2 separate regions of the Homo sapiens genome follow, and region 1 is linked to region 2. Evidence: read pairs that join two places in POLR2A ChIA-PET (ENCODE). Cell type or tissue: PC-3. All regions are shown on one strand. Links, peaks and the distances in the headings refer to the core of each region. The heading gives the core; the rest is flanking DNA.

Region 1 (6,372 bases), core at 1,373-6,372, 81 kb before region 2:
TAGGCAGAAACTGCATTTTCCAGCCTTGCTTTCACCTGGATGTGGCTAATAGAATGAGTGGAGTGACTGTGTCACTTTTGAATCCAAGGTTCAAAAAAGGTGGGTATGCCTTCTCCACAAGGCCCAGCTCCCTTGTGTCAGCTAGATGCAGATGATCACCAGGCTAGGTGACAGTGGAGTCACAAGATGGAAAGAATCCTGGACTCAGAATTATCACTAAACAGAAGAGAGCCTTGGATCATACTGTGAAGTGAAATAACTTCTGGGTATTACACATTTTTGGGCCTCTTTGTTTCTATAACTAGGGTTACTATGACTTAAAGGATAATACTACTCTAATACTAATAAAATTTTTGCTACCTATATTTTCCACTTATATATTATTAAGTTTATTATAAATCCTATGTAAACAGCTAAGAAAAAAACAGACAGTATTAAAGGCTCTGTGTTAAGAGTGTTTCTAAACCAGACTTTACCATTGCCTATCCTTTAGAGACTAAATTAAATACTTCACAACGATTACATTAGATCGCATTAGAACAGCAGGGGCTGCAGAGAGGAGGAAAGGCTCAGAAGTTGACTATACTAGGGAAAGACATACCTGAACGATACCAAGAGTGGCAGATGTAACTGGATCAGAAAAATCACCACCAGGTGGAGAAACTCTAAATTTAAAAAAAATATGGTCATTACAAAAAAAATGGTCATTAGAAATGCTTATGAAAAATAACATATATATAAATGTTAACTTTTTTTAAAGTCGATTTTAATGTAAATAACTTTTTAATGTAAATAACTTTAGAAATGACCTTTGGAAAGAAAATCTTACCTAAAAATCTTAAACAAAAGCCAGTATTTAAGTTGTAAACAACAATAGAAACTACAGAACACCTTCTATTATGAGACATGAGATAGATATTTTATTATAATCAATTTTATTATTCTAATCAAATAGATGAAGCAAGGAGGAAACGCTCTAAGAAAAAAGTATGGCTTTATGTAGTGATCACGAATCTTCACTTTCTTTTTACCGTGATGCAATCTCACCTTATTATGTCTATAATTTTCTAAATTATAAAAATTAAATAAATATCTAAATTAAACATATAAATATATAAATTAAAGTCAAACCTATGGAACCAGGACATGTAGAAATTGCCTAAACATGTGCATCTTCAAAGAGCTCCTTAGGTGACTCTGGAGTGCAACCCTCCTTAAGAACCGCTGCTCCCAGCGGGAGCTAAATATTCTCTCTTTAAAATAAGTGACTTTTTTTCTCTCTTTAATACATCTGTGACTTTTTTCCTTTTGCAAAGTAAATAGTGTGGGTGCTTACGCTCCTACAATGCTGACACTCCCTTCTCTTTCAGGATTTCCAAGACATTTCACCCTGCCTGCTCGTTCATAAAACGAGGCCAGACGGGCACCAAGATAGGCTGGATATCCACTATCTGAAAAATGAAAAGAAATTTTAAAACAGAGTTTCTAAGCCAGCCCCGAAAATCCCATCAGTCTTGTTTACATGATAAGCAATACACAGACTTACCTGCAGGCATTTCAGCTAAACGACCAGAGATTTCTCTAAGGGCCTCAGCCCATCTAGAGGTAGAGTCAGCCATCATACTGACATGATAGCCCATGTCACGGAAGTACTCTGACAGTGTGATTCCTAAATTGGGAAGAATATTATTATAAGTTACAATGCTAGCATATAAAAATCCTGTTTTTTTCCACCCTTAAGAAAACCTTAAAGCAATAAGTACACAACGTAGACTGCTAGTGGCTCCCTCAAAGCTGCTCTTCCTCTTTTTCTGGGCACACACTGAATTGTTTCCTAGCATCCTGTGCACTTAGATATGGCCATGTAACTGATCTCTGGCTAACAAAACTCAAGTCAAAATAATGTGTTCTACGGTCAGGCAAGTCACACGCTCTTCCATACTCTTTCTTCCTTCTGGCCTACTGAAATGGAAAGAACTCCCAGTAGTCTTGGAAGCCATGTGTTGAAAATGGTAGAGCTCATTTCAGGCTGGATCATGGCTCAGAATGACAGAGTAAAGAGTGCCCTGAACACTTGAAATAAACATCTATTATATTGAGCAAATATATATTTGGAATTATTTGATGCCATAGCCTAGCTGGCCCTAATATAATGCACATTTTAGAAAGCAGGAAATGACTTTCTCTATTCTTTGTTGAAATAATTAAGTCTGAAATTAATTTTCAAATGTAGCTTCTCTCTATATATCACATACACACACACAAACATGTATGCATGCAAAAGTAACCCTTAACCAATCAGCTTGGGTGGTTACTTTTCAAAAGTAGCAAATGTTATTAAAATGAGTAATATCTTAATTGTCCAGATTATTCTGCTATGCAGATCAGGTCCTATCCTGTAAATTTAGACAGTAAACCACTTATAAGCAGCTAATATACAGAAACGAGTGTTGGGTTCTAGTTCCTATTCTGTCATTAACCTTAGCAAAATAACTTGATTTCCCAGTGTGGCTTCCTAACCTATTAAAAATGGAATAACGCCTGCCCTATATACTTGTATATATGGCAGATGAAGTGAATTAAATAAATGTCATCTAAAAAGTACAAAGCGCTATGAAACACTAAGATATTAGGAAAAATATATAGTTATATTATAAAAGTTCCAAAAGATTTTGGAACTTTTATAATGCCTTGGTTTTTTTATTTTACTGGTAAAGAAACAGAGGTTTATATAAGTAAAATTAACATAATTAGTGGAAAATTCAGTACTTTCCTATTTATCATATTGCATCTTTCAGAATAAAAAATACTGACTGTTCAGGCATCCATAAAATGGTCTCATGAAGAAAGTCTTTAGGAAACATTACTTATCAATATTAAGGCTTCAACAACACAATAATTACCACATATTCCAATCTAATAAGAACAGATTCTTTCTTATACAAGCATGCTGTGTTTTAAATCTGTGATGAAATGTCACAGATACTTGTGATATTAGAAAGAAATGGCAGAAAAGACAGATACATATGAGTAAGTGAGAATTCTCTGACAGACCTACAGGTATCAGTGCCTACAAGAAAAATATGCCTCAGACAAAATCAAGAGATAAACAAGCTGGGACATATTTGCAACTCATGACAGATAAAGGACGAATTTATTCATTAATCAAAGAGTTTCTGGCCAGGCGCGGTGGCTCAAGCCTGTAATCCCAGCACTTTGGGAGGCCAAGGTGGGCAGATCCCCCGAGGTCAGGAGTTCGAGACCAGCCTGGCCAACATGGTGAAACCCCATCTCTACTAAAAATACAAAAATTAGCCAGGTGTGGTGGTGGTGCATGCCTGTAATCCCAGCTACTCGGGAGGCTGAGGTTGTAGAACTGCTTGAATCCAGGAGGCAGAGGCTGCAGTGAGCCAAGATCGCACCACTGCATTCCAGCCTGGGTGACTGAGTGAGACTTTGTCTCAAAACCAACAAACAAACAAAAAAAAACAACAAAAAACCAAAAAGAGTTTCTAGAAATCAGTATGAAAAACAACTATCATCCAAAAGGAAAATGAACACAAGGCAGTTTTTAAATGGTTCATACACACAAGAAAGATGCTAGTTCATTGTTAAATACAGATTGAACAGGTATCTAATAAAGCAAGAATAGTTAAAATTTCAATTGTCAAATCTAAGTGCTGGGTACATGGTATTCACTGTAACATTCTTTCAACTTTTCCGTATCTTTGATAATTATCATAAGAACGTGTTGAAAAAACTAGCATTGGTGAAGATGTTGAGAAGCAGAAACTCTTGTCCACAGTTAGCCCTTTTGAAGGGCTATCAGAATGTAAAATAATAATTAGCAGCTGTATTGGCAGGAATTTTGCTTCTAAGAAATTACCCTAAGAAATGTACAAAGAGGCCAAGCATGGTGGTTCATGCCTATAATCCCAGGACTTTGGGAGGCCAAGGCAGGAGGATCTCTTGAGGCTAGAAGTTGCCCATCCTGGGCAACATAGTGAGACCCCCATCTCTACAGAAAATAAAAAAATTAGCCAGGCATGGTGGCTCATGTCTGTAGCCTCAGCTACTTGGGAGGCTGAGATGAGAGGATCCCTTGAGACCAGGAGGTCAAAGCTGCAGTGAGCCATGAACATGCCACTGCACTTCAGCCTGGGTGATAGAGCAAGACCCTGTCTCTAAGGAAAAAAAAAACATGCAAAGAAACATGCATGCAAAACATACAAAGAATAGTGTAAAAATATATGTTTAAGGATGTTTTAGTGCTGCCTATCGTAAACGACGATAAAGAATCCAATAGTCCACCAAAAAGATGCCAGTTAAATTGATTATGATATATCCATACAAAGGGATACTGTGCAGCCATTTAAAAGAATAAGGTAGCTTTCTTAAAATGGTAGATGAATATGTCACTGTCTCTTCCTCATAAAACTTACCTCCAAACAAGGAGAACAAGAAATACAGAAATACAAATTTAGTCATTAAAAACTAGGAGACATAGTCCCACAACAATATAATTTAAAAAGTCACCTAAATAAGGTGAAAACCAAATAAGGGTATGGAAAAATGCCAAGAATTCATCTGAGGCCATGCATCTCAGATAAAGCTTCTGCAAACTTGAAGGCACATCTTCAAGTGCCTTGTTTGTTTCCAAACAAAGCAAGAGTGCTTTGTTTGGAACACTGCAAAAAGCTACATGGCCAGTCGCAGGAAGGAGTTCCTTGTACTCAGTTTGGCATCAAAGAGAAGCAGGAAGATAGGGATGAATAAAACACAAGTAGGTACTCCCTATTTTCACTAAATGAAAAGTGGGTGAGACAGAGGAGAATTCACTGTGAATGGTCTTACAGCTGCTGATTTCTGGTATCAGGCAAGAAGAGTAAAATAGCTTTTTTACACAGCTGCATGCCATAATAAACTTCACAAGTTACCATGAAGAATTCCTGCTACCCTGGTACACAGTCACAGCCAGCCCTCTCATCTCCTACAAAGATGAGTAATAGTAATAATAAATATCAGTACAGGATATCTAAACAAAAATAAAATAAGGAAAAAGACAGAAGAGAAGAATACAATGATGGTCAAATAACTTGTCAAAGAATAAATGAAAACTGTGACCACAGTTAAAAAAAAAAAAAAACCCTAATAATGCAGCCTACTACAAAATAAAATCTCAAGGCATATGGAGTAAGATAAGAAGAGATACTTGATGAGCTGAAAGAACAAAAAGAAATAGAAGTGAAGGTTTCATTAGAAGCAACACAAAGAATAAATACCATTTATCCTGTGAACAGACACAAGGCTAAATAAAAAGGAGTAGAGAGGAAATGATGCACATGGAAAATAGATAACAAAAACCTAACATGTCTAGTTGGTATATTTGAAGAAGACAGCCATAATGAAAAAGTTTCAGATGCAATTTTCTAAATTTTTCCAAAATAAAAGACATATTTCATAGATGAAAAGGGCACATTATGTATCCAGAAAAATTTAATGAAACTATCAATATTGGAATATATCTTAATAAAGTTAAGAGACTTCAAATTTAAAGAGAAAGTCCTTTGGGAAAAGAGAAAAATCACCTACAAAAGGAAAAAAAGAGGCCAGCTTCAGCTTTTAATGTCCCCAGCATTTAATACTAGTTCTCACAGAAAGAAATATTGATCAAGAATTTTATACTCAGCCAAACTACTATTAAAGTTTAAAGGCAGTAGAAAAAAAATAAATTTATGAAGAAACAAGAATTCAGAGAACACAGTTGCCATAAGTCTTCTTGAAGAAACTTCCAAAAGTCAAATCTTAGCCAATCAAGAAATGGAGAAATTATAGCCAAGGGACTGTTGGTGAGCATTAACTCCATTTTAATGTAGGTCTACAGCTAATTCAAATATTGGCTTTATGGCTACAGAATAGAATGTAAGTTTTATAAATCCTGAAAATGTAGAAATAAAAGCTGGGATGGAAACGGAACCAAAGATGAAAGGTCATTAACACATGAATTGTCTTATCTTTTATATCCCCAGACAAAATATATTAATTCAAAGCTGATAATTCAAGTTACAAAGGTACAAGTATATTTAAAACTAGATCAATGATAAAACATGTAGTGAAAAAAGGTAGTATAAGATCATTTTACAGTCATTAAAAAGATTGAGACAGCTCTATAAATGTCTTACATTCACTTATTCTGAAGACATAGTAAGTAAATTTTTTTTTTTTTTTTTTTTTTTTTGAGACAGAGTCTTGCTCTGTCGCTCAGGCTGGAGTGCAGTGGCGCGATCTCGGCTCGCTGCAACCTCTGCCTCCCGGATTCAAGCAATTCTCCTGTCTCAGCCTCCCGGATTCAAGCAATTCTCCTGTCTCAGC
Region 2 (8,076 bases), core at 1,723-6,722:
TAAGTAAAATTCTAGTTTAAGCAGAATTCATGTCTAAGTGCAGGTCATCCTATTTACTAAAATGAATCAGCTCCTTCAAGGATCTTGATTTTACCTTAATTTTGAATTCCCTACATTGACTTGTTTTCTCTAACATTGGCTCCAGTACAAACAAAAAGCCTTAATTCCCATAGGAGAACTGAGACTTACAAGTGGGAAAGGGAGTGCAAAACAGATACAAGTTCAGAATTTATACAGCAGAAACAATCTAACATTGTAGAGGTTCTTTTTTTTTTTTTCTTTTTCTTTTTGAGACGGAGTCTTTCATTCTATCACCCAGGATGGAGCACAGTGGCGCAATCTCGGCTCACTGCAATCTCCGCCACCTAGATTCAAGCAATTCTGTCTCGGCCTCCTGAGTAGCTGGGATTACAGACAGGCACCACCATGCCCAGCTATTTTTTGTACTTTTAGTGGAGACGGGGTTTCACCATGTTGACCGGCCTCTTCTCGAACTTCTGGCCTCAGGTGATCCTCCCACCTCGGCCTCCCAAAGTGCTGGGATTACAGGCGTGAGCCACTGTGCCCAACCTAACATTGTAGAGGTTCTGATTCCATCATACGTAGCTTGTGTCCCTGGACTCAATGTAGCTTATCTCATTCTAAATGGCCTTTTTCATGCTACAGTTTAAAAACAGACTAGCTCCGCTCTGGTGACAGCTAGAGATCATATCATCAGACAAATGAGTGACCTACTTCACAACTTGACCTTTTGCATCAGGATCCAAAGAGTAAATTCTTTCCTTCATCATTTTAGTTTCTGATTAACAGTTCTTCCCCAGATGATGTACTAGGGGGACTTGATTCAGTTTGTTTTACATATAAGCAAATCTGTATGACCTTGGTTACAATTATCTGCAAGTTTCCTGATTGTCTTACTTGCTTTGTTATAGTTACAACAGTGCTAACTCCTTCAAGTGTAACTTCCACAACTGCTCAGTACCTACTAGCTTGGTCTTTTCTTGCCAAACCTTTCTTCCCTACATAGAATTGTCTAGAGTCCCTTCACAGCAAATGGAAGTTTAGCCTATATAATGTACCCTGGGACAAGTTTAGAATGTGGATTATCACCAATCATTGACATTTAAAAAAAAAACAACAACAACAAAAGGTGCTCCTTGTAACTTGCAGGGCATAGTACACTGCCTTATGTGAAATTTGGTCATGGAATGTACTCATAAGAGATAAGTGCTGACAGTTAAAAAGATGAGTATGGCCCTTCCCTGGAGATGCTTAACAGTCTAGTAGAAAATAAACATAACATTTTTTTCAATTCCCATGAGATACTATGTTGGCATGAGAGGCATATTTTTACAGAATTTTGAAGACGACTTATTTAAATTAGTTTTGAGTTTTGGTTCTATTACTACAAACAAAATGAGTAATTATTGTGTCATATGGTTATTTAGACATCTAAGAGTGAACAAAAATGATAAGTGTGCTTAGAGAATTAAATATCTCCACTGAGGCATGGTAGCACCACAGGAAAGATGTGTCCCGTAGCAGATATGAGATAACTTAGCTATTGGAAATAATCTAGGACTAAAGTAATTGATCAAAACAAAAACTGGGGGGAAATAACTGAACATGTAGCCCAACTCCAGAGCTTTGCAAATTTATAAGCTTAAGTGGTGGCTCACGCCTGTAGTCCCAGCACTTTGGGAGGCTGAGGCGGGTGGATCATGAGGTCAGGAGATCGAGACCATCCTGGCTAACACGGTGAAACCCCGTCTCTACTAAAAATACAAAAAATTGGCCGGGCGCAGTGGCAGGCACCTGTAGTCCCAGCTACTCGGGAGGCTGAGGCAGGAGAATGGCGTGAACCCTGGAAGCGGTGTTTGCAGTGAGCAGAAATTGCACCACTGCACTCCAGCCTGGGGAACAAAGCAAGACTCCGTCTCAAAAGGAAAAAAAAATATATGGTCAGATTTAACGTATGCATTTAAAAGGACAAAAATTCTGCATTAAGAACTTGGGAGAGGGGTTAAAAAAACTCAAATTTAACTGTTTAAAGAGCTCCTAAGAAAAGCATTGCGATATTTTGATAAAAGATCAAAAACATTCTAATAGACAATTTTTTAAAATATGGCTTTACTTTTGCCTAATGTTGCATTGGGTTCATTCATTACAATAAAACTTATTGGCCGGACACGGTGGTTCACGCCTGTAATCCCAGCACTTTGGGAGTCTGAGGCAGGTGGATCACCTGAGGTCGTGGGTTCGAGACCAGCCTAACCAACGTGGAGAAGCCCCGCCTCTACTAGAAATACAAAATTAGACGGGCATGGTGGCACATGCCTGTAATCCCAGCTACTTGGGAGGCTAAGGCAGGAGAACTGCTTGAACCCAGGAAGCAGAGGTTGCACTCCAGCCTGGGCAACAAGAGCGAAACTCCGTCTCAAAAAAATACAAAACTTACTGAGAGCTTACCATGTATCAGGCACTGTGATTGATGCTACCATACAACATAGTGCTTATAATTAACAATACTGTAATATATACTTAAAATATATTTTTATTAATAATAAATACAACAGTGCTTTTAATTAACAATACTGTAATATATACTTAAAATATATTTTTATTAATACTTAATAAAAATATTTTTTAAGTATATGTTACAGATAAATCTTACATGTAAGTTTTTAAATCACAAAACAATAGAGGCTGAGAGGAAATTTTGGGCATGATATGTTTATGGCATTGTGATGGGTTCATGGGTGGATACTTATCTCCAAACTCCTCAAGTTGTATACTTTAGATATGTACAGCTTTTTTGTATGTCAATCATACCTCAATAAAGTGCTTTTTTAAAAAAATTAACCAAAATAGACCATATCTTGGGTTATAAGTCAAAATACTAGCACTTTGAGAAGCCAAGGTGGGTGGATCACCTGAGGTCTGGAGTTTGAGACCAGCTGACCAACATGGTGAAACCCTATCTCTACTAAAAATAAAAAAAATTAGCTGGGCGTGGCAGCTTGGGAAGCTGAGGTAGGAGAATCACTTGAACCCGGGAGGCAGAGGTTGCAGTGAGCCAAGATCAAAAAATTAGCTGAGCATGGCTACTTGGGATGCTGAGGTAGAAGAATCGCTTGAACCCGGGAGGGGGAGGTTGCAGTGAGCTGAGATCGTGCCATTGCACTCCAACCTGGACAAGAGCAAAACTCAGTCTCAAAAAAAAAAAAAAAAAAAAGGTCAAAATATATTTAAGAAGCTTAATATCTAGAAAATAAATAATCTGAAAATTAAACATTTCTAAATCATGTCTAAGAAGCTGTTGCAAGAGAAATGAGAATATTTTGAACAGAAGGAAAATGAAAATATATCAAAAGCTGCAGCAAGCAGCTAAACATGCTTAAAGGGTAATTTACAGCATTAAATGTGTATGGGAGGAAAAATATCTTAAATAAAAGATCTTAAGTTTCCATCTTAAGAAACTAGAAAAACAAGAACTAGTTAAACCTAAAGTAAGCTGAAAAGGAAAAAATAAAGAGCAGAAACCAATGAGATTGAAGACAAAACAACAAACAAAGCAACTGCCACTTTGAAAAAATAAGATTGATAAACTTCTATCTAGACTGACCAAAGAACAGAGAAGACACAAATTACTGATATCAGTAATGGCAGGGGACAACACTACAGAACCTAGAATAAAAGGATAATCAATTCATCCAATACAACAACTTAGATGAAATGGACATATTTTTTGAAAGACAAATTACTAACGTTATTTAAGAGGAAAGTCTGAGGTTTGTAAAAGTTAGACAGTCACCATATGACTCAGCAACATATACATCAGAAATGTCCACATGATAACTTGTACATGAGTATTCATAGCATTCATAATAGCCAAAGGGTGAGAACAACCCAAGTGTCCATCAACTATATCCACAGAAAGAGCTATTGTTCGGTCATAATAGGTGAATTGTATGGTGTGCAACAATATCAGTAAAGCTGTTTTCATAAGAAAAAGAAATAGGAAACCTGAATAGTCTCGTATATATAAAGGAAATTGAATTTGTAGTTAAAATCCTCCCTACAAAGAAATCCCAGGCCCGATGGCCTCTTTTGTGAATTCTATCAAATATTTAAGGAAGATGTGATACCAATCCTACCTACTCCAAGAAAATAGAAAAGAATACTGCATAACTCATTTTATGAGGACAGCATTATACCAACACTAAAACCAGACAAAGACATTATAAGAAAACTATAGACCGATATCTCTCATGAATTATGACTGGAAAATCCTTAAGAAAGTATTAGCAGATCAAATCCAGCAATATATTAAAAGGATATATTATGATCAAATAGGATTAGTCTCAAGAATGAGAGGTTGATTTAACAATTGAAAACTAATTTGTGTAATTTATCATATTAACGATCTTTAAATTATTATCTCAATAGATGCAGGAAAAAGGTATTCAACAAAATTCAACACCCATTCATGATTTTTTAAGAGTTAGAACAATATAGGAATAAAAAGGAATTTATTTAATCTGAAAAAGTTATCTATAAGAGCTTTCACCATACTTGATGGTGAAAGACTGAATGCCTTACCACTAAGTTTGGGACGAAGGCAAGGATGGCTGCTCTCACCATTGCCATACAATATTGCAGTGGATTTCAGTAAGTGCAAAATTGTATATTAGACTAGCCAGTCCAATAAAACAAGAAAAGTATGCAGATTGTAACGAAGTAAAATGGTTTTATTTACAGATGATTAAGTAGAAAACATTAAGATTATCTTTTTTAAAAAAAAGCTACTAGAATTAATAAAGGAGTGTAGTAAGGTCACAAAATACAAACATCAGTTGTATTTCCAGCAATTAAAAAATTTGAAATGGAAAATTAATAATATAACAATGTAAAAAGATTTAGAGATACATTTAACAAAATATATGTAAGACATGTATACGAAAAGTTATAAAACACTGCTGGGAAACATTTTTAAAGATCCAAATAAATGCAGAAATATAACATGTTCATAAATCTCAAAACTCAATATTGTTGTCACTTGTCCTCATATCAAATTATATATATCTCAGTCAAAAACACTGAAGGCTTGTGTTTTCCTGTTTAAATTGATGAGCTTAGGTCTACATGGAAACGTGAAGAAAAGAGTTAATACGATTTATAAAAGGAAAACACAACTGGAGGACTTAACACTACTTGACTTTAAGACACATAAAGCTGCATAAAGACAGTGTGGTGTTGGTGTCAATGCCCACAAATATATCAATGGAATGGAATAAGAGTCCGAAAATGCATCAGTGAATATATGGTCACTTGATTTTTGTCCCAGATACAAACAATTCAGTGGAGGAAAGATAGTCTTTTCAACAACCAATGTTGGAAGAAATGGATTTTCCAATAAAATGTATAAACTTTGATCCACACCTCCACGATATGCAAAAATTAATTTAAAATACAGAATGAATCTAAATATAAAACTGAAAAGCATCTAGAAGAAAAAACATGAGAAAATCTGTGTGACCTTGTGTTAGTCAAAGATGTCTTAGTTATGACATCATAAGCATAATCCATAAAAGGAATAATTGATAAGTTGGATTTAAAATTACTACGTGAAAGATAAGAAAATGAAAATACAAACTGGGAACTGGGAAAAACCATTTGCATAGCATATATCTGAAAAAGGTTTTGTAATCAGAATATATAAAGAACCCTGGAAACTCAGTAAACAAAAAACAGCCCAGTAAAAATGGGCAAGACATTTGAACAACACTTCATCAATTCATATAAATGGCTAATAAGCACATGTAAAGATGTGCAGCATCATTAGTAAATAGGGAAATGCAAATTAAGGTCATAATGAAATATCATTATGTGCCTATTAGAATGATGAGAATTTAAATAGACTGATCATGGCCGAGCGCGGTGGCTCATACTTGTAATACCAGCACTTTGGGAGGCCAAGACAGGCAGATCTCTTGAGCCCAGGAGTTCAAGACTAGCCTGGGACGTGGTGAAACCCCATCTCTACTAAAAATACAAGAACTAGCCAGGCATAGTGGTGTACACCTGTAGTCCCAGCTACTCAGGAGGCTGAGGTGGGTGGATCACCTGAGCCCAGGAGTTTGCAGTGAGCCGTGATCACACCACTGCAATAAAGCCTGAGCAAGAGAGCAAGACCCAGTCTCAAAAAAAATAATAATAAGATGAAAATTATTAGACTGACCATATAAAGTGTCGCCAAGAATGTGGAAAAATTCAAACTCTTATATACTACTAGTGGGAATATAAAATAGTACCCAAACTTTGCAAAGCAGTTTGGCAGTTTTTTTAAAAACAGTAAATACAGGCTGGGCATGTTGGCTCCTACCTGTAATCTTAACACTGGGAGACTGAAGGAGGAGAATTACTTGGGTCCAGGAGTTGGAGAACAGCCTGGGCAACATAGCAAGTCTGTCTCTACAAAAAAAAAAAAAAAAAAAAAAAATCCAGGCATGGTGACATGCAACTGTAGTCCTAGTTACTTGGGAGGCTGAGGTAGGAGGATCTCTTGAGCACAGGAGTTCAAGGCTGCAATGAGCTATGATTGTGCCACTGCCCTCCAGTCTGGGCAACAGAACAAGACTCTGTCTTTAAGAGGGGGGAAAAAACAGTAAATACACTGAATGAAAGAAGATAGACAAGAAGAGACAAAAAGGGTACATATTGAATAGTTTCATGTATATAAAATTCTAGAAAATGGAAACTAATGTATAGTGACTGAAAGTACATTAGTGGTTGCCTGGAGAATAGGATAAGGCCAGAGGAGGGAATTAATTAGCATGAGGTAATTTGAGGAGCAAGAAAAATATGCTCATTTTTTACTGTGGAAGCAGTTTCACAGGTGTATACATATGTCAAAGCTTTATCACATTGCACATTTTATATATGTTCAGTTTGCTGTAGGTCAATTATATCTCAGTACAGCTATAGGAATATCATGTTGTATTGCAGTTTCCTTTATTGAGCTTCACAGATATTGCACTTTTTTCAAATTGAAGGTTTGTGTCAACCCTGCATGGAGCAAGTCTGTCAGTGCCATTCTTCCAACGGCATGTGCTCACTTCATGTCTCTGTATCATATTTTGGTAACTCTTGCAATATTTTAAACTTTTACTAATATTTTTGGAGGGAGTTTGGAACTATTAACCACAAAGAATAGTCTTTCCAGGCCAGGCATGGTGGCTTACACCTATAGTCACGGCACTTTGGGAGGCGGAGGTGGGCAGATCACTTGAGCTCGGGAGTTTGAGACCAGGCTGGGCAACAGGGTGAAACCCTGTCTCTACTAAAAATACAAAAATTAGCTGGGTGTGGTGGCACATGCCTGTAGTCCCAGCTACTTGGGAGGCTGAAAGGTGGCAGGATGCTTCGAGCCTGGCAGGCAGAGGTTGCAGTGAGCCGAGATTGCGCCACCACACTCCAGCCTGGCAACAGAGTGAGACCTTGTTTTTAAAAAAAAAAAAGTCTTTCCAGTGTTTGAAGTTGAAGGTGTAAACCCATTGGAGGATATTTCAAAGCATGATATATGTCCCATGGAATATAATAAATTGTGATAGATAACGTAGCATAAGAAGAAAATAATGGATTTCACAGAAAAGGATAATGTATCTATATTGGTGTCATATTGCTCTTTTCAAAGACAAGGAATACATATTTAGTTTCTAGCAGGAAAGCTGACAAGGATGAACCGTTATTGCTGAACCGTTCTCATTGCTGGTTATCCAAATGTCATAGTAATTTGAGTGCTTTATTTTATTATTTATTTAAACTGTTATTTTAGGTTCAAGGGTACATATGCAAGTTTCTTATATTGGTAAATTGCGTGTCATGAGGGTTGGTGTACATATTGTTTTATTACCCAGATAATAAGCATAGTACCCCATAGGTAGTTTTTGGATCCTCACCCTCCTCCCACCCTCTACCCTCAAGTAGGCTCTGGTGTCTGTTCCCTTCTTTAGGTTCGTGTGTAATCAACGTTTAGCTCCCACTTATAAGTGAGAACATTCGGTATTTGCTTTT

Evidence for each region. ChIA-PET counts read pairs that join two places held together with the same protein. Peaks named below come from ENCODE experiments on the same cell type or tissue, not always from the same donor. Only the 100,000 strongest peaks of a DNase experiment are listed, where the experiment ranks them.
Region 1: POLR2A ChIA-PET joins it to region 2 with 5 read pairs; 4 of 35 experiments call an interaction of 5 or more read pairs at or near these places.

What each region holds. Positions count from the first base shown.
Region 1 is chr3:113,790,169-113,796,540 of GRCh38, reverse strand. ATP6V1A (ATPase H+ transporting V1 subunit A) reads right to left here. Exons shown (of 15, transcript NM_001690.4): 9 at 1,547-1,669; 10 at 1,337-1,451; 11 at 602-665. Among named protein-coding and RNA genes, the nearest start is that of GRAMD1C, 45 kb to the left of the region's middle. In PC-3, for the core only: no CTCF peak of the experiment used is centred there; no DNase peak of the experiment used is centred there.
Region 2 is chr3:113,708,113-113,716,188 of GRCh38, reverse strand. No RefSeq gene overlaps it. Among named protein-coding and RNA genes, the nearest start is that of USF3, 16 kb to the right of the region's middle. In PC-3, for the core only: no CTCF peak of the experiment used is centred there; a DNase peak (open chromatin) is centred at 3,838; H3K27ac peaks cover 583 bases.